Linked DNA regions of Homo sapiens: region 2 is linked to region 1. The links are chromatin loops, found by intact Hi-C in ENCODE. Cell type or tissue: A673. All regions are shown on one strand. Links, peaks and the distances in the headings refer to the core of each region. The heading gives the core; the rest is flanking DNA. Region 1 has its middle 46 kb from the start of KIFC3. Region 2 overlaps KATNB1 (katanin regulatory subunit B1).

Region 1 (8,840 bases), core at 275-8,274:
GCACAGTCTCAGCTCACTGCAACCTCTGCCTCTTGGGTTCAAGTGATTCTCCTGCCCCAGCCGTCCAGGTAGCTGGGACTACAGGCATGTACCACCATGCCCAGCTAATATTTGTATTTTTAGTAGTGACAGGGTTTCACCATGTTGGCCAGGCTGGTCTCAAAATCCTGACCTCAGGTGATCCGCCCACCTCATCTTCCCAAAGTGCTGGGATTACAGGAGTGAGCCACCGCGCCCGGGCAGATTATTTGAATACTTTTAGTATACCATTTTAATTTATCTATTGGGTTTTGATTATATTTCTTATTTTAAAATTGTTTTAACATTTTTTCCTTGTCTTCAGGATTTTCTAGGTATATATTTCTTTCTATAGTGCTTCTGTACAAAGAAATATACTATAGCATACTAATTTTAGTTCTGTACAAAAAAATTTCTATGTCTTCTATACAAAAAAGAAATTCTACAAGGAAAGTTTTAAAATTGCTCTAGGAATTACAATATACATATTTAGCTTTTGACAGTCTACTTAGAATTGCTATTCGATCCCTTTAAGTGGAATATAGAATCTTTTCGCTAGATAGGTTCCTTTAGTCTCCCCTAGTTTGGCTCACGGCTCACGGGAGCTTACAGAACAATTTTTACTCCTAATCTAAATGTGCTTTGAACTAAACCTCTTGAAGTCAAATATTAATGTATAGGACTTCTAGTTGAAGACGGAATATTTGCATTCATTTCCATCCCTTCCTGAACCCAAATGAAATGATTGTAAAGGATTTAAAAAGTAAAAATCCATAAGGATAAAGATAATAGAAGAGGAAAAACAGTAGACGAAAGGTGTTAAGGAATCTGGATTTTGGAACACCTGGCCCAGAGGTGAGAGCTGAGGAAGCACCGCACCCGAAACCCAGGGATGATGTGAAACTCACTCAGAACACTGAGACCTCTGGCCTCCTGCCTTCTCTTAGGTCTCAGAATATTGGCAGCCAGGGTTACAGCTGATGATGAGGCAGGAGGTGGGGTGATTCACTTCTGGGGAAACAAATCAGCTCTGGAGAAAGGAACTAATAAAACTGACAATGAGGACCCTCCAATGAGTGCTCCAAGGCCCGGGTCCATCACCCTGCAGCAAAGTCCTCCAGTCACAAGCTCCACCCCCACATACAGGTCCGACTGACTGTTAGTGTCTCATCTTAAATATGAACAGAAAGCCAAGGATAATCTCACAGTTTGTCTCTAACATAAAAGTGAGACCAAAATAAAATAAGCAGGAAAAAAGAGACAAAGAAAATAGACAATCTAGGGAAAGAAAGAAAGGAAGAAATAAAAAAGAAAGAATGAGCTGGGTGTGGTGGCTCACACTTGTAATCCCAGAATTTTGGGAGGCCGAGGAGAGAGGATCACTTGTGGTCAGGGGTTTGAGACCAGCCTGGCCAACATGGAGAAACCCCATCTCTACTAAAAATACAAAAAAATTAGCCAGTGTGGTGGTACATGCCTGTAATCCCAGCTACTCAGGAGGCTGAGGCAGGAGAATCGCGTGAACCTGGGAGGCAGAGGTTGCAGTGAGCCAAGATTGCACCATTGCACTCCAGCCCAGGCGACAGTGCGAGACTACCATCTCGAAAACAACAACAACAACAAAAATTAGCCGGGTGTGGTGGTGCAGGCCTGTAATCCCAGCTACTCAGGAGGCTGAGGCAGGAGAATCACTTGAACCTGGAAGGCGGAGGTTGCAGTGAGTCGGGATTGTGCCACTGCACTCCAGCCTTGGCAACAGAGCGAGACTCTGCCTCAAAAAAAAAAAAAAGAATGAACGAACGAATATTATAATAGTTCCAGAGACAAGAGGCAATTACACTCTTGAAATGCTATTGAATAAATGAATATTCAAAACCAAGACAATCTCCAGATATTACCAGGGATAAGGAAAAATAAAATAAAATAAACACAAGAAAAATCTATGTGTTTTTAATATGAGGGGAAAAATCAGTAAGTGGATTGGAAGATGAAGTTGAGGAAATTTTCCAGGAACTAGAACAAACAGAGAGAGATGAAAAATAATAGGCCATGCATGGTGGCTCACACTGGTCATCCTAACACTTTGGAAGGCCAAGGCAGGAGGATCACTTGAGACCAGGAGTTTGAGACCAGCCTGGGCAACATAATGAGACCCCCGTCTCTACAAAACATTAAAAAAACATTAGCCGGGTGTGGTGACACACTCCTGTAATCCTGGCTACTCAGGAGGCTGAGGTGGGAGGATGCCTGGAGCCTAGGAGCTTGAGGCTGCAGTGAGCGGTGATCACACAACTACACTCCAGTCTGGGCAACAAAGCAAGATCGTGTCAAGAAAAGGAAGGAAGGAAAGGAGGGAGGGAGGGAAGGAAGGAAGGAAGGAAGGAAGGAAGGAAGGAAGGAAGGAAGGAAGGAGGGAGGGAAGGAAAGAAGTTGAAATCAAATCAGCAATTTCAAAGAATTCCAGAGAGAACAAAGAAAGGGCAGAGAATATCAATGAAATAACACAGGAAAACTTCCCACAGCTGAAGCACTGGAAGGGCCTGCGGAGAACTCCGTACAATGTATGAAAAAGACCCATTTTTGTGGCTGGGCACAGCGGCTCACTCCTGTAATACTAGCACTTTGGGAGGCCGAGGCGGGTGGGTCACCTGAGGTCGGGAGTTCGAGACCAGCCTGGCCAACATGGCAAGACCCCATCTGTACTAAAAATACAAAAATTAGCCGGGCATGGTGGCAGGCGCCTGTAATCCCAGCTATTTGGGAGGCTGAGGCAGGAGAATCGCTTGAACCTGGTGGATGGAGGTTTTAGTGAGCTGAGATAGGGCCACTTCATTCCAGCCTGGGCAAAAGAGTGAGTGAGACTCCATCTCAAAAAAAAAAAAAAAAAAAAAAAACCCTTTTTAAAATTTATTTTTATTTATTATTATTATTATTGTATTATATTATTTTGTTTGTGTGTGACAGGGTCTCACTCTCTCCCCCAGGCTGGAGTCCAGTGGCTCAATCATGGCTCACTGCAGCCTCAAATTCCTGGGCTCAAGCAATCCTCCTGTCTCAGCCTCCTGAATAGCTGGGACTACAGGTGCATGCCACCATGCCCGGCTAATTTTTCAATTTTTTGTAGAGACAGGGTCTCGCTATGTTGCCCAGGCTGGTGGTCTGGAACTTCTGGGCTCAAGCAATTCTCCCGCCTCAGTCTCTCAAGGTGTTAAGATTATAGGCATGAGCCACCACACCTGGCTTTTATTATTACTATTTATTTTTTAGAGAAAGGGTCTTGCTCTGTCACCCAGGCTGAAGTGTAATGGCACGATTATAGCTCACTACAGCCTCAAACTCCTGGCCTCAAGTGATTCCCCTACTTTTCGAGGCTGATTCCCCTCAAGCCTCCCAAATTACTAGGATTACAGGTGGAAGCCTCTGCACCCGGCCCATTAACTATTTTTTGTTGTTGTTGAGATGGAGTTTTGCTCTTGTTGCCCAGGCTGGAGTGCAGTGGCATGATCTCGGCTCACTGCAACCTCCACATTCCAGGTGCAAGTGATTCTCCTGCCTCAGCCTCCCAAGTAGCTGGGATTACAGGCACACACCACCACACCCGGCTAATTTTTGTATTTTTAGTAGAGATGGGGTTTTATCATGCTGGCCAGGCTGGTCTTGAACTCCAGACCTCAGATGATCTGCCTGCCTCGGCCTCCCAAAGTGCTGGAATTACAGGCATCAGCCACCACACCTGGCCCCATTAACTATTTTCTAAACACCTCTACCCCTATCTTCTAGAGGCAGTGAGTTTACGTTCTCCTTCCCTTCATAAGACAAAGGGCACCAACTCTGTAGTTTAAAAGACTATATTGACTTTCAGATTTTTAGAGAAGTGCCACTATGAACCCACAGAGCACTTAATAAGGGTTTTAAAATAATTAAATCAGTAATAACAAAGTAAAGGCCGTCACAGATACACACACACAGCAGTTTGTCTCAATCGATCTGATGTGTGTTAAGTTTGCATTGTCATTATCTACAAGGTAATTTATCTCCATTAAACTGGTCTGTAGGGGATACATTGATGAATGAAATCTGGGTTTCATTGCTTTGTTTATTTACAACGTACCCTTTCTACTGAGATCACCAATTATCAAGAAACTGTGATGGTAGTTGCCTTAAATTGGTTAACTGGGTTTCTGTCCCCAAAAAGGCTTAAATTTAGACGAGTAGAGCCACAGATATAAACCTCTAAAGCTTATTACTAACTCCTCTGTTAATCTCTGTACTGTCTGATCACTCAGCTACTATTGTTCTCTGCTTATGGAAAAGCACAGAAAAAGTGTGGTACTTACCATGACATCTACAGGAAGAACAGTTTTAGGATTCTAGGATTAGTGTTTAAGTGGAACCGGGGAAGAGAGAAGAAATTAAATCATCATAGAAATGTTCTCATAAAGCTTAATTTTATGTGAATATTTTTCACCTTGAAAACAAAGTTTAAGGTCACAGTTGCCAGAGAATCTAAATTCCTTATTTTTATGTATTTATTTAGAGAAAACCTCTAGTTTTTTGTTATGGCTGCCTGAAGGTGGCACATGCATTAAGTCCTAAGACATGCTAAATCTTTTTGTTAAAAACCCTGTGTAGCCATTCTTAGGGCTTCCTTTTAGCAAGAGAGACATTTTAGCAGTCTGCACACAGAATCGGAGATTAGCTTCATATGGGCGTCTTTTAATTTTAATTTTTTGAGACAGGTCTTATTCTGTCTATCAGGCTGGAGTGGCAGTGGCTCAGTCACAGCTCACTGCAGCCTCAAATTCATGGGCTCAAGGGATCCTCTGGATTCAGCCTTCCCAATAGCTAGGACTACAGGCATGCACCACAACGCCCAGCTAATTTTTAGAATTTTTTGTAGAGATGGGATCTGGCTATGCTGTGCAGGCTGGTCTGGAACTCCTGACCTCAAGCAATCCTCCTGCCTCGGCCTCCCAAAGTTCTGGGATGAGCCACCACACGGGGCCTCCATGCTGGCATCTCAATGCTGGTCCTGAATTTCGGCTTTCTGTGTGGTCCTTCTTAAGCCAGTTAAACCACTCTCTGTTTGCTTGATCATAAAAACAAATGAATGTTCATCTGAACAAAACGAGCTTATAGCTTTAATAGAATCTCCAAAATGTATGGCAACTTCAAGGCATTAGACAGAAAATAACAACAATAAAACTTTGGCTTCTTTACAAAGTATTTAAAAGTATTTAAAAATTGTTTTGCAAATAACTCTTCTGGCATCCAGGCCAAGCATGGTGGCCCACGCCTGTAATGCCAGTACTTTAGAAGGCTGCGGCAGGTGGATCACTTGAGGTCAGGATTTCAAGACACACCTGGCCAACATGGTGAAACCCCATCTCTATCAAAAATACAAAAATTAGCCAGATGTGGTGGGGTGCGCCTGTGTCCCCAGCTACTTGGGAGGCTGAGGCACAAGAATTGCTTGAATCTCGGAGGCAGAGGTTGCAGCGAGCTGAGATTGTGCCACTGCATTCCAGCCTGGGCAACAGAGTGAGACTCGGTCTCACACACACACACACACACACACACACACACACACACACACACAAATTCATCTGGCATCTGGACTTAATCTAAAAATATATTCTTGAACAATAAGGCCAAAGGGAAAGAAAAGTCTCAATGTTCTCTTACGCATTTATATCATCTGCAAATCTCTTTCAGGACTCCCCTCCCCTGCTTATAACAGAAAATTGGGCAGCCCTGTGTGTTTGTGTCAATTCCACAAATTGACAGAATCAATTTGTGGAATCTCTAATCTTTTTCTATCCATGGAACACTCCTAACACCAAATGTGTGTTGTTTCTTCCCCACACCAATAAATTCTCTGTGACACCAGCTGCATGTCCTACAATTTTTTCAAAATTACTTTTTATTGTTTATAGACACAGGATTTTTACTGTGTTGCCCAGGCTGGTCTCGAACTCCTGGGCTCAAGCAAGCCTTCCACCTCAGCCTCCCAAAGTGCTGGGATTACAGGTGTGAGCCACCTCTCCCTCCCTCCCTCCCTCCCCGCCCTCTCTCCCTCCCTCCCTTCCCTTCCTTCCTTCCTTCCTTCCTTCCTTCCTTCCTTCCTTCCTTCCTTCCTTCCTTCCTTCCTTCCTTCCTTCCTTCCCTCCTTCCTTCACAGATTCATTGCTCTGTCACCTCAGGCTGGAATGCAGTGGTGCCATCTGGCTCACTGTAACCCCCGCCTCCCGTGTTCAAGAGATTCTCATGCCTCAGCCCCCAGAGTAGCTGAGATTACAGGTGTTCGCCAGCACACGTGGCTAATTTTTGCATTTTTAGTAGAGATGGGGTTTCACCTTGTTGGCTAGGCTGGTCTCGAAATCCTGGCCTCAAGTGGTCTGCCCACCTTGGCCTCCTGAAGTGTTGGGATTACAGGCTTGGGCCACTGCACCAGGCCTAAATATATTTCTTATGCCACAGAATCACAAAGGAAAACACACTTCTTTTTATAGGTCATTTCTTTGTTTTGCTCATAAAGACTTATCCCAGGTCACAGTCAAGCTCATGAAATTCATATAAGTAGAAGGTTTCTCAAAACCCAATACGTGAGTGTTTGTTTGGGAAAGAAATTGTACCTATCAGAATGAAACGAAAGTGGATCGGTTGTACAGCCTTGAACCAGCTGCAGGGGTGACACTTCTAATCTGCTTTTCTCATTCTCGTTAACAACCAGATGGAGTGGGGGAGAAAGGAGGGAGGATGGGCTGTCTGCGAGCAGCTTCCTTAAAGGGTTTGACATGAGAATTTGCACCTGCTGGGCTGAACAGCGCCTTCCAGGCATCTCCGCCCAGGTGGCTGGGTTTCCCAGCAGAACATCGCATTCCAGTGTCTGCCGCAAGCCCTCTTCTGTTAGGTCACCCTCCACCATCCGCCTTCTTCAGCCATCAGGATTCTCATTTAGAAAGACTGCAAAGCCCTGTGTCCAGGTTGGAGGCAGCCGGGAGGCCACAGGTAGGGAAAAGATGTGTATCTCATGGCTTTGTCTGCTTCTCCCGGCCTGGCTTTAGGTCTGGAACCAGGAGCCCCATAGTGCTCTCTGGGCAGCAAAGGACCCAGGGGTGTGGTCCTCTACTGCCCAGCCCCACCCAGGGAGAGGGGTGGAGTTCTCCCTCCACCAGGCCATCACCAGCCCCTGGAGGTCCAGCCTCTTCCTGCTCTGGTGGGGAGGGAGTGGGCACAGGCTTATAAGTGTCTTGGCATGAAAGGGTTGGGTCTCCAGGCCCCTCACCTTGTCTACTCTTCCCTCATCTCATCTCCTGAGGGGCAGGGAAGTCAAATGCATTTCCTCTGTTCTCTTTCTCAGCTTTGTTTTGACAAAAACCCCACAGCTCTGGGGCAGCCCCTTCCTTTCACAAATCTTAAAGAACCCTCTGTAAGTTTAAACTCTACCAGTGCCCAGGAGACACTGGCAAACAATGTAGAAAAAGATCTTCACCTCTCAGAGGTGACTCTCCCTCACAGAGGAAAACAGGGAATAAATAACAGGCACAAAAATACATCAACATTTTGTCTGTTGGAAGGTGTTAAGTGCGAAGACTAAAAAACAAAAACCAATCAACCAATCCAACAGCAGAGTAAGGGGTGCAAAGAGCTTGGGGCAGAGGTGGAAGATGAGGAGTGAGTTGTGATTTTAACTAAGGAGATCAGGGAGAGTCTCCTTGAGGAACACCTGCCTGAGCAGGTGTGGAGGGAGGGAGAGAGCCCTGTGGATATTTGGGGAAAGAATGTCCGAGGTGGAAGAACCCACGCAAAGGCCCTGAGGCTGTCTGGCAGATTTTAGGAGCAGAGCAAAGGTGTTGGGAGGGATAGGAGGTTTGGAGCAGAGAGGGCTTGAGGGCCACTGCAGAACCTTGGTTTTCACTTGAAGCGATATGGGGGCCACAGACGGCTTTGAGCAGATGAGTGACGTGATTGGCTTCAGTTTTAACAAGATCAGTCAGGCCGCTGAGTTGCGAGGTGATTGCAGCTGGTCAAGGACTATCGCAAGAGTCCAGGGAGGGATGGTGGGGGCACTGGCAGTGGTGAGAAGTGGACAGATTCTGGATAATATTTGAAGGTAGAGCCGGCAGGAGTTGTAACATGAAGGCTGCACCTGCAGGGTTTGCACGGAGTCACTGAAAGGATGCAGTTGCTATTAGCTGGGATGAGAAGGCTGAAGGAGAAACCAGATTTGTGGGGAATGAAAATCAAAGTTCCAGCGTGGACATCTTGAATGCCCACTTGGATATCAGGAGCCTAGGTCACTTAATTTTTGTCTCCCTGCTATAAAAATTCTAATTCTTCTCAAGACCATATGGGCTGCAGAGGAGACGCACTGGCTAAAGAACCCAAAGGGTAACATTTCAAGAACCTTGCTGGTGACCTGGGTCAGTTCCTGGAAGCTGAAGATCCTGTCCTCTAAGCCTTTTAATTGCTGAACTAATGACTGAATGCCTGCCTTGTTCAACACCACAGCCGCTGCAGGGTCTGTCTAGGAATTGGTGAACCAAGCAGAAAATTCCAGGGCACAGGCTGCTGTGGGCTCCAGCATAGAAGACTGTGCTCCCATAGACTGTCAGAGCGAGACGGGCTGCAGACTACCATGTTTGTAGTTCCAGCCCTGGTATGGCTCTGTTCAAACACCTGGGGCCTGCGGAGGGGGCGGTGGGGAGAGTGGGACAGAGACCCCAGCACAGGCCAGGAGGAGGCCCCCGGCTGGCACTGGCGCAGCTCCAGCACCTCCAACAAAGATATTCTTGCTGAACTCCAATCCCCCTCCCCAG
Region 2 (8,840 bases), core at 841-8,840, 110 kb after region 1:
CTTTATTGAGTACCACCTACACAGAGAGCCCACTGTTCCTGAGCAAAGGGAACCTTGCCACTGTGCATGTGTGGCTCATGGCTGCTGCCCTGCCGCCAACATAGAGCATGAACCAAGGAGAGGCCCAGAAGAATCTTGAAGTCTCAGCCAGGCCAGAGGGGCTCTCTTCTGGAAAAAGCAGCCTCGGCAAAATCCACGTTGCTGCTTCCTCTCCAGGGCTTCAGGTAGGTGGCCTCCTGCCTGGCACGCGGGATGATCCAACAAGGGCTATCAAAAAGCATCAGGCAGGCCAGGCATGGTGGCTTATTCCTGTAATCCCAGCACTTTGGGAGGCTGAAGTGGGCGGATCACCTGAGGTCAGGAGTTCAAGACCAGCCTGGCCAACATGGAGAAACCCCGTCTCTACTAAAAATACAAAAATTAGCGGGACATGGTGGTCCGTGCCTGTAGTCTCAGCTACTCAGGAGGCTGAGGCAGGAGAATCGCTTAAACCTGGGAGACAGAGGTTGCAGTGAGCTGAGATTACACCACTGCACTCCAGCCTGGGTGACAGAGTGACACTGTCTCAAAAAAAGAAAAGAAAAGAAAAGCATCAGGCAAACGGGTCTTATTTGGACCTCACAGTGCTGGCCTGCATGGTGTTCTAAAACAAATGTTGAATGAGCTGTCAACATTTTTAAATGGGTGGATTCCACATGAATTTCCAGATTTCCAGCCTCTCTTGAAAAATCCGTAGAGCTGGCACCACCTGCTAAGGCACCAAGGCACATGAATTTCCAGATTTCCAGCCTCTCTTGAAAAATCCGTAGAGCTGGCACCACCTGCTAAGGCACCAAGGCACATGAATTTCCAGATTTCCAGCCTCTCTTGAAAAATCCGTAGAGCTGGCACCACCTGCTAAGGCACCGAGGCACAGCACAGGAGCAGTGGGCGAGACTCTCCGCTCAGCCCAGAACTGAGGGCATGAGTTTCCAGACCACAACCGCATGAAACCAGTGACGACCTAGCACAGGGTGGAAGCAGACCCACCCCAAGGCTCACCACACCAGAACACTGGGACAAAGACCCTAAAAGCCTGCAGAGACAGAGAGAGAGAGGAAAGAAAAGAGAGAGAGAGAGGAAGGAAGAGACAGAACATGGAATGAAGCCAGTCCCCTGTGAAGGATCTGGGATCAGAACAACACCGGCCCCTCCCAATAGCAACCTAGAACCTAAAAGGCAGAAAAGCTGCACCTTCCAAATTCTGAGGGCGATATTTTATTGCCAACATAGAACTCTATACTCAAACTCATAAAACAAACACAAAAGCAAATGATGGGGGTAGCAGAAAGTCATTTTCAGCCATGGAAGTTCTCCAAAACTATGCCTTCCCAGCACATTTTCTCAGAAAGCTACAAAAGAATGTGCTCCATCAAAAAGAGGGAGAAAACCAAGAAAGGTTGCGGCGTGGGACCAGGAACAACAGATGGAGAGAATTCCCCAGAGAAGAGACACAGAGGCCCAGGATGACAGCTGGGCTGCAGGTCACTAGGACCAGAGGAGAGGCTCTGAGAAAAGGCGCCTGGATTATGGGATGGGTTTCAAAGAAACAGGAGGAGCTTTACTCTTCTGGCAGAGAATTTGGGGATGAATGAGTAATATGGACATAGAAAACACACAGATTAAAAAAAAAAAGGAACTATTATTAACTCCAGGGAAACCAAGTTATTAAAAAGAAATAGTCAGTGGTAAATGACACTTATGCGTCCTTACATTATAAACACCACCTATTGAAATGGTGCTACTGGGAGGGTGGGAGGAGAAACACGAGCCATGGGGCTGGGAGTGGTGCCATGAGAGAGCTAAATTCTCATCCTTTACAGTAGGAAGAGAATAACTAATGTGTTAACTTTTTTTTTTTTTTTTGAGATGGAGTTTCGCTCTTGTTGCCCAGGCTATAGTGCAATGGTGCGATCTTGGCTCACCACAACCCCCACCTCCCGGGTTCAGGTGATTCTCCTGCCTCAGCCTCCCAAGTAGCTGGGATTACAGACATGTGCCACCACACCCGGCTAATTTTGTATTTTTAGTAGAGATGGGGTTTCTCCACGTTGGTCAGGCTGGTCTCGAACTCCCAACCTCAGGATGGGGTTTCTCCACGTTGGTCAGGCTGGTCTCGAACTCCCAACCTCAGGTGATCCGCCTGCCTTGGCCTCCCAAAGTGCTGGGATTATAGGCGTGAGCCACTGCGCCTGGCCACGGTGTTTTTTAAATAAGAAAAGAAAGAAACTGTGGTATGACCATGTGGTCTAGAAAGGTGGAGGCGATCAGCAAAGCACAGACGAAAGCACAGAAAGTTTAGGCTCATGGAGAATGGGAAGGAGTGGGGCAGAAGTTTCCTCTTTCCATTGAAATTAATTGTAGAAATACTGGTATTTGAGGTTTTAAATTTTAGGCTATGTACAACTTCTATACAGATGAAAACTAAATTAAAACAGAGCACAAGGAAACAGATCTGGCCATTCCAGGCTGCCTCTAATGGCACCAGGGAGCCAAGGCAGAGTGGGGACCACCTGGAGTCAGGGTACAAGCTCCCCGGTTCTTCATGGCTGTCCCACGCAGCCACCTCACTCATTCATGTGACCTGCAGGGCCCCTGGCGGCATGTGACATCCCTCTAGGTTCTAAACACACACACACACACACACACACACGTGCCCGCAGACACACACATCCAAACACACATACATCCAAACACACACACACACACACCCGCACATCCCCCCACCCACACGAGGCAGCAGTGCATGTCAATGCCAGGCTAATGGGGGTGGAGTGGGTGCCACACTGCCGGGTTAGTGCTCCAGGAGCAAAGCAGCCAACGTAGTCCAGGCAGGCTTCCTGGAGGAAGCAGTACAACTGCAGAGCCTGAAGACTAAGGCAGGTGTGCGTGCACAGGAGGCAAGCTCGGAGGCCTACTTTTGGCAGCTTCCAGGTCCCAGACACGGATGGAGCCCGACTGAGAGCCGGCCACGATGAGCTCCTCGGGGGTGTTGAGGCGGACGCTCTCCACTGGGGATGTGTGGCCCGTCAGGCTCTGTGGAGAGAGAGCAGCAGCTTCCGTGCACTGCTGGACAGACCCCTGCAGTTGCGCCCTGAATTCCAAGTCCCCCGGAAAGGCTTCAGCAAGAAATGGCTAAGGCAGGAGGGGGAGCCCCATGGGGGCCACAGCCTAGCCCTCCTGCAGGCCCTTTCTGAGCACCTACTCCTCTCGGCCTCAGCTCCCAGGGCTAAGAGTGGCCAAACCCCAATCATCCCCCCACCACCTCCCTCTTCCCTGCTGTGCTTCTGACATGGGCGTCACCTGCAGAAATGGCCCTGGGCCCCTTGGAGGGGAGCGACTGGACAAGATAAAGGGATGCTGTCCCTTCAGCCCTAAGTTAAGCAACCCTGCCCCCGCTCTGTTCCCATCTTCACTCTGCCCCAGGCAAGCCCCTCAGCGAGGTAAGCCACAGCGGAACCAAGGCCTGCCTAGTCCTGGGCACACATCTCGCCCCTCTAGAACCCCTGGCTCTCCCTGACTGCCCATCCCCGTGGAAAGGAGAGGGCTGTGGCGGTTGGAGGAGGGTGGAAGACTTTTCACTGTGGATCCTCTATCTTTTGGATGTTGAACAGAATAAGTGTATCCCATACTCAAAAATAAAAATAAATCCAAGTGGACGGCCTGCAGGGGGACAGCGTGCACAGAAACCCCAAGGGGAGAGAGACCCCGGCAGGCTGGAGGCACTGCGAGGCCTGGGAGGCTGGTGTGTGTGAGCCAGGGCAGGGGCCCGGGGTGAGGCCGGCTGGGGCCTGACAGCTGCACCTGGCGTTCTAAAACAAGCCTGCAGGCCAGGCCCCAGACGGTTGGCCCCGTTTCTCTGGGGGTCGTGGCATGTCCTATTTTTGGTCAGTCATTGGTGATGCTTTTTCAACTTGTGTATGCTACTACTTTGGCATTTCATGGGGGTAGAAAACACATTTGAATCCTAGAAACAAAGTAAAACAAAACAATTCAATTCATCATTACTGACCCCTGGCACCCTTGCTGAGGCTGGGGTGGATCTCAGTTCTCCCCCTGGATCTCAGAAAAACACTGAGGTGATTAAGTTTCTACTAAGAAATTCATCCTTTGCCATATTCTTTTTCTTTTTCTTTTGAGATGGAATCTTGCTCTATCACCCAGCCTGGAGTGCAGTGGCACCATCTCGGCTTACTGCAACCTCCGTCTCCCAGGTTCAAGCGATTCTCCTGCCTCAGCCTCCTGAGTAGCTGGGACTACAGGTGCCTGCCACCACGCCCGGCTAATTTTTGTGTTTTTAGTAGAGACAGGATTTCACCATGTTGGCCAGGGCGGTCTCAAACTCCTGACTTCAGGTGATCCACCCGCCTCAGCTTCCCAAAGTGCTGGGATTACAGGCGTGAGCCACTGTGCCCGGCCTATTCCTCTTCATCTTTATTTCACCAAGAGTCACAACAATGATACTCCCTGGTTGGCAAGGGATGGGGGTTGGGGCAGGGAGGAAAGGGCAGGTTCCGATGCTGCTGGTGAGAATGTAAAATGATTTCTGGGGGGCAATTTGGCAATCTGTTTTGAAAGCTTTAACAAAAGCACACACCCTTGGATTGAATGCAGTGATCACGGATCTGCTCAAGGATCTAGGTGGCTGAGGATGTTCACCACAGGGTGCTTTAGCAGAGCCAAAAAAAGCCGGAAACAACCTCTCTGCTGATAACAGGGTGTGGCTAAGCTAATTACGGCTCATCCCTACAATGGAACACCATTAAGCCATTCAAAATTATGTTGTAAAAGAATACTTGTTGACACAGGCAAATCCTTACAACATTGTTATTTTTAAAAACCAGGCTGCACAAGAGTGGCAGTGTATTTTTATTTATGTGTGTGTGCTTGTATGAGTATTTGTGTGTATACATGTGTACATGCATGTACAAGTGTGCACTTACGTGCATGTACACGTATATGTATCTGTCTCAGCATCTAGAAGGACTCACACCAAAACACCAACTGTGGTGGCCTTTGGATAACGGAACTATATGTAGTTAATTTTGTGTTTTCTCCTTTATGCACTCCTATTTGGAAAACAGTTTCCAGCATTGAACATATAGCTGCATAAATAGTGGGGAGATGCTATTTAAGAACTAGCTCCCTAACCAGCTCCAGCCAGGTCCCCTCAAATCCTCATTGGGGAATGAAGGCTGGGAATGAATTAAAATAAACGCCCACATGTTGCTGCCAGGCAGGCAGATGGGCAGGTGGGAGGGGAGGGGTACAAGTCTTTTGGCTCAACCACAGGCCCAGGGCTTATTTTAATCTTCTCACGCAGCCTGCCTGGAGTTCTTAATAGTACCACAGGCAGGTGACTCCCTCGCTCCTGAGGGCTGGCCACTGTCCCAGCCATGCTGGGCTGTCCTGGGCCTCACTGAGCAGACAGCTGGGGGAAGCACTGATGGTGTCCCCACCACGCCCCCTCCACCCCTGAGCTGGGCCCCAGCGGATAGGGGGCCCTGGGCTCAAGAGAGTCTGAGAAGCTGCTCACTCTTCAGCCTCCAACCCCTGTCCCCGTCCCCTCCCCAGGCCCTTGTCCTGACCCCCCGCCAGCTGTCGGGGCTCACCATGATGCAGTTGGGCTTGTTGATGGACCACAGGTTGACGCGGCAGTCATCCCCGCCTGTAGCCAGCAGCCGCCCGGAGGCTTTGCCCAGCACCAGTGAGGACACGTTGCTGGCATGCGCGACGATCTCTTCTACACAGGGAAGGAGAGGGAGAGGCCATCAGGGCGGCCCGATGGGGCCTTGTGAAGGAGGGGTGACCCTGCTCGGCTACCCGCTTTGGAACCTGAAGCCCAGTGGAAGGATCTGCCTCCTTCAGCTCCCCCTTTGGTGTCCACCATGAGCTGCAGGACCAGCAGACAGGGCAGGGCATGGGCCTGAGACGGAAATCACTGTTTCTCAACTTTCATCATGCCTGTCTTTCCTACCTTTAGACTTCACGATTTTCTTCCTGTTTCTGCATATCACCTGGTAATATTGACTAGTTATACGCAATTTTTAAAATTGACTTGCTATTTTTATTAGCTTGGGCTTAAGCAATGTCCATGAAATTACAAGTTTGATATACTCATGATACTCTTTCTATGATACAAAAAGAAAAACAATTATTGAAATAAAAAAAATTGACCCATGCACTGCCTACACACCTCTCAGCTGCTGCTTGTGTGTACATACAAACCCTGCTTTGGAGAACACACTTTAAGAACAACCGAAGTCACCTCTAGACAAGCTGCCCCCAGGTAAGCCTGCACAGGGCTTCGGCTCAGATTCACAATCACGGATCAGGTTCTGGTCTGAGGTCTGTGATCTGCTATTGCGTGGCCTTGGCTACTAGGTCACTTGTCCTCTGAGGGCCTGGCTCCTCGTCTGGAAAGTGGGGATGCCCGTGGTGTCTGCTCACACCTGATGCTGAGGACTCCCTCAGAGCGCGCCTACGTGCTGCTTAGTAGCAGGCGAGGGCTCCGTGACATTGGGCAGGCTCGGGGCTAGTCACCATGAGAGAGTGGGCATGGGGGCCTGGGCGGGCACCAGAGGGTGGGCTTCATGAGGAGGGGGCAGGAGGCAACAGACTGAGCAGCTGGGGTGGGGGTGAGGGCTGACCACACAGAGGAGGAGCCTGTGCAGACAGCCCAAGGCCCTGGCCTGGTCCGTGGAGATGGCAGACAGGAGCCTCGGAGGACTCCGCAGGGAGCAAAGCACAGGCAGGGAACCAAGAGGCGGCCCGGGCCTCAGAACCCATCCCTGCATGAGCTCCTCCTGGAAAGAAGGGAGAAAAAAGACAGTTCTCCCCACACAGGCCAGGGGAAAACCCCAAGGTGCTGACGCCCCGAGGCACCCGGAAGGCCAGCGTGGGTGACGCCAAGGAAAAGGGTGTTGGAGCCACGGCGCTCCACAGAGGCCCCTCCTGCACCCCAGCTCCGACTCCACCCTGCCTGGGTGTCTCTGCTGCGGGCTTCAGACCACAAGGAGGTTGGGAAACTGGGCCCAGGGAAGCTGCTTGCCAGAAACCTGGGCTCCAAGGGGCCACCAGGAATACCCAGGGGACAAGTCGCAGGCTGAATCTCACTGATGACACCCTGCCTCCTGGGCCGGTCGGGGCAGAGCCAGCACAGGCAGCAGCGCCAGCAAGGGCGAGGGTTCCCTGTGGGCCCAAACCTGGGCCAGGGCGCTGGGAGTTCGCCATGGGGATCCCAGGGAGCTGGGCCCCACTTTAGTCCCGTCTCGATGAGAGCCTTCTGTCCTCTGGACACTGTCGGGACAGAAACCTGAGGAATTCCAGCCACAGACGTGTCTGTTCAAGGTTTCCACCTGACCCAGAAAGAGGGCAAAGCACCTTCTCCCTGGCATTCCGTGCCCGAGCCTGGTGTCCTCTCCGTGGAGGCACTGCTCGCTCCCCCTGGCCTACCTGGAGGGCTCTGTCTGTCCCCTGGCCCTCACTCCTCCCAGGGAAAGTGTCTGGCTGGGCCCCACCTCACTGGGCCTCAGGACTGCTGCCCCTGGAGTCAGGGGCATTCATTCATAATATCAGTATTTCCTGGGTGCCTGTTCTAGGCCTTGCACGAAATATGCCCCAGTATAATCAGATGGTGGTGGGGGCGGGACACTGAGCTGGCAAAACCGCAGACTTTGGAGTGAGAAAGATTTAGAAGTTGGGCCCTTCTGGAGGAGCCCACATCACTCCCCTCTAAGCAGCCTGACCAGGGACTGACTGGAGCCCACAGAGGGAGGGCAGAGGGGCAGGGACACAGCACAGGCACCTGCAAAGGAGGCACGGGGCACCACCCCAAGAGCTCCTCCTTCATCCTGGCTTGTTGGACAGCAACCAACAGCCCAGGCCGAATACTTGATTTTCATACCAAAAATAAAAAATAAAAATCCTCAGTGTCTACTGGCAGGCCAAGCTCTGGGAGTACAACCTGGGCCCCACATCCAGCCAAAGCTGGGGAACATGGTGCGGCGTGGCCAGAGGGGCTGAGGATCAGCATCCCAAATGCAAGATACAAAGTACTAGGTTTCAACGACCTCATGTGGGCCACGCACCTCTGATCCTCACCAGACCCTGGAGCCACAAGGAGCCAGAGGTCACGTGGCCCTGGGCTCTTCAGAGTTGATTCCCACGGACACCACCGTGCACATGAAATCAGCAGCAGCAGCAGATGCCCAATACGCCTGATCTCATTACCTCCTGCTCGCACACACTGATGGCTTGGCCTTGCCTTTATGATAAAGCACGGCAGCCTCAGGAGGGCTGGGGTCCTGAGAACTCAGTAGGTCCGTGCGGCCCCACATTCCTCCTGCTGCTGTGCCACTGCCCATGGCCTCCCTTGAGTCCTTCCAATACACTGAGCCTCCTGCCTCAGGGCCTTTGCACTTGCTGTTCATGCAGCCTGCAGCATTCCCACCCCACCCCTACCCCTACCCCCCAGCTAACTGATTCAAAGCACAGGCACCAGCTTGCAACTAGAGGAGACACAGAGGGATACGGTTATCCAGTTCCTGCCTGTTGCTCTCCCCAGGCTCTGAGCTCCCGCTGTACAGAGACCTTGACTACTTTGTCCCCCAGTGGCTCCCCAGTGCCTAGCTCTGGGGAAAGGCCAGCTGTCGAAGGGATGAATACGTAATCCCAATAATTACAAAGCCACTCTGACCAAAGTGTGCCTTCCTTGGGGAACCATAACAGGGTTCTCCCAGAGCCCTAGAGTTTTGGGGAACAACATGAAAATGGCCCAAACCTCTCACTTTACAAACAAG

The links. Peaks named below come from ENCODE experiments on the same cell type or tissue, not always from the same donor. Only the 100,000 strongest peaks of a DNase experiment are listed, where the experiment ranks them.
Region 2: it touches region 1 in a loop (3.0-fold over the local background); 4 of 110 quality-filtered maps call a loop at or near these places.

What each region holds. Positions count from the first base shown.
Region 1 is chr16:57,844,538-57,853,377 of GRCh38, reverse strand. It overlaps a transcript of KIFC3 not described here. Among named protein-coding and RNA genes, the nearest start is that of KIFC3, 46 kb to the right of the region's middle. RefSeq lists enhancers at 5,850-6,731, 6,732-7,615. In A673, for the core only: CTCF peaks have their summits at 4,383 and 4,587 (motif pointing right); DNase peaks (open chromatin) are centred at 2,407, 4,307, 6,227, 6,767 and 3 weaker places; H3K4me3 peaks cover 1,997 bases; H3K27ac peaks cover 7,870 bases.
Region 2 is chr16:57,738,629-57,747,468 of GRCh38, reverse strand. It overlaps KATNB1 (katanin regulatory subunit B1), which reads right to left. Exons shown (of 20, transcript NM_005886.3): 3 at 5,652-5,782; 4 at 2,958-3,075. Among named protein-coding and RNA genes, the nearest start is that of KATNB1, 7.3 kb to the right of the region's middle. RefSeq lists an enhancer at 3,280-3,780. In A673, for the core only: no CTCF peak of the experiment used is centred there; a DNase peak (open chromatin) is centred at 4,678; H3K27ac peaks cover 3,953 bases.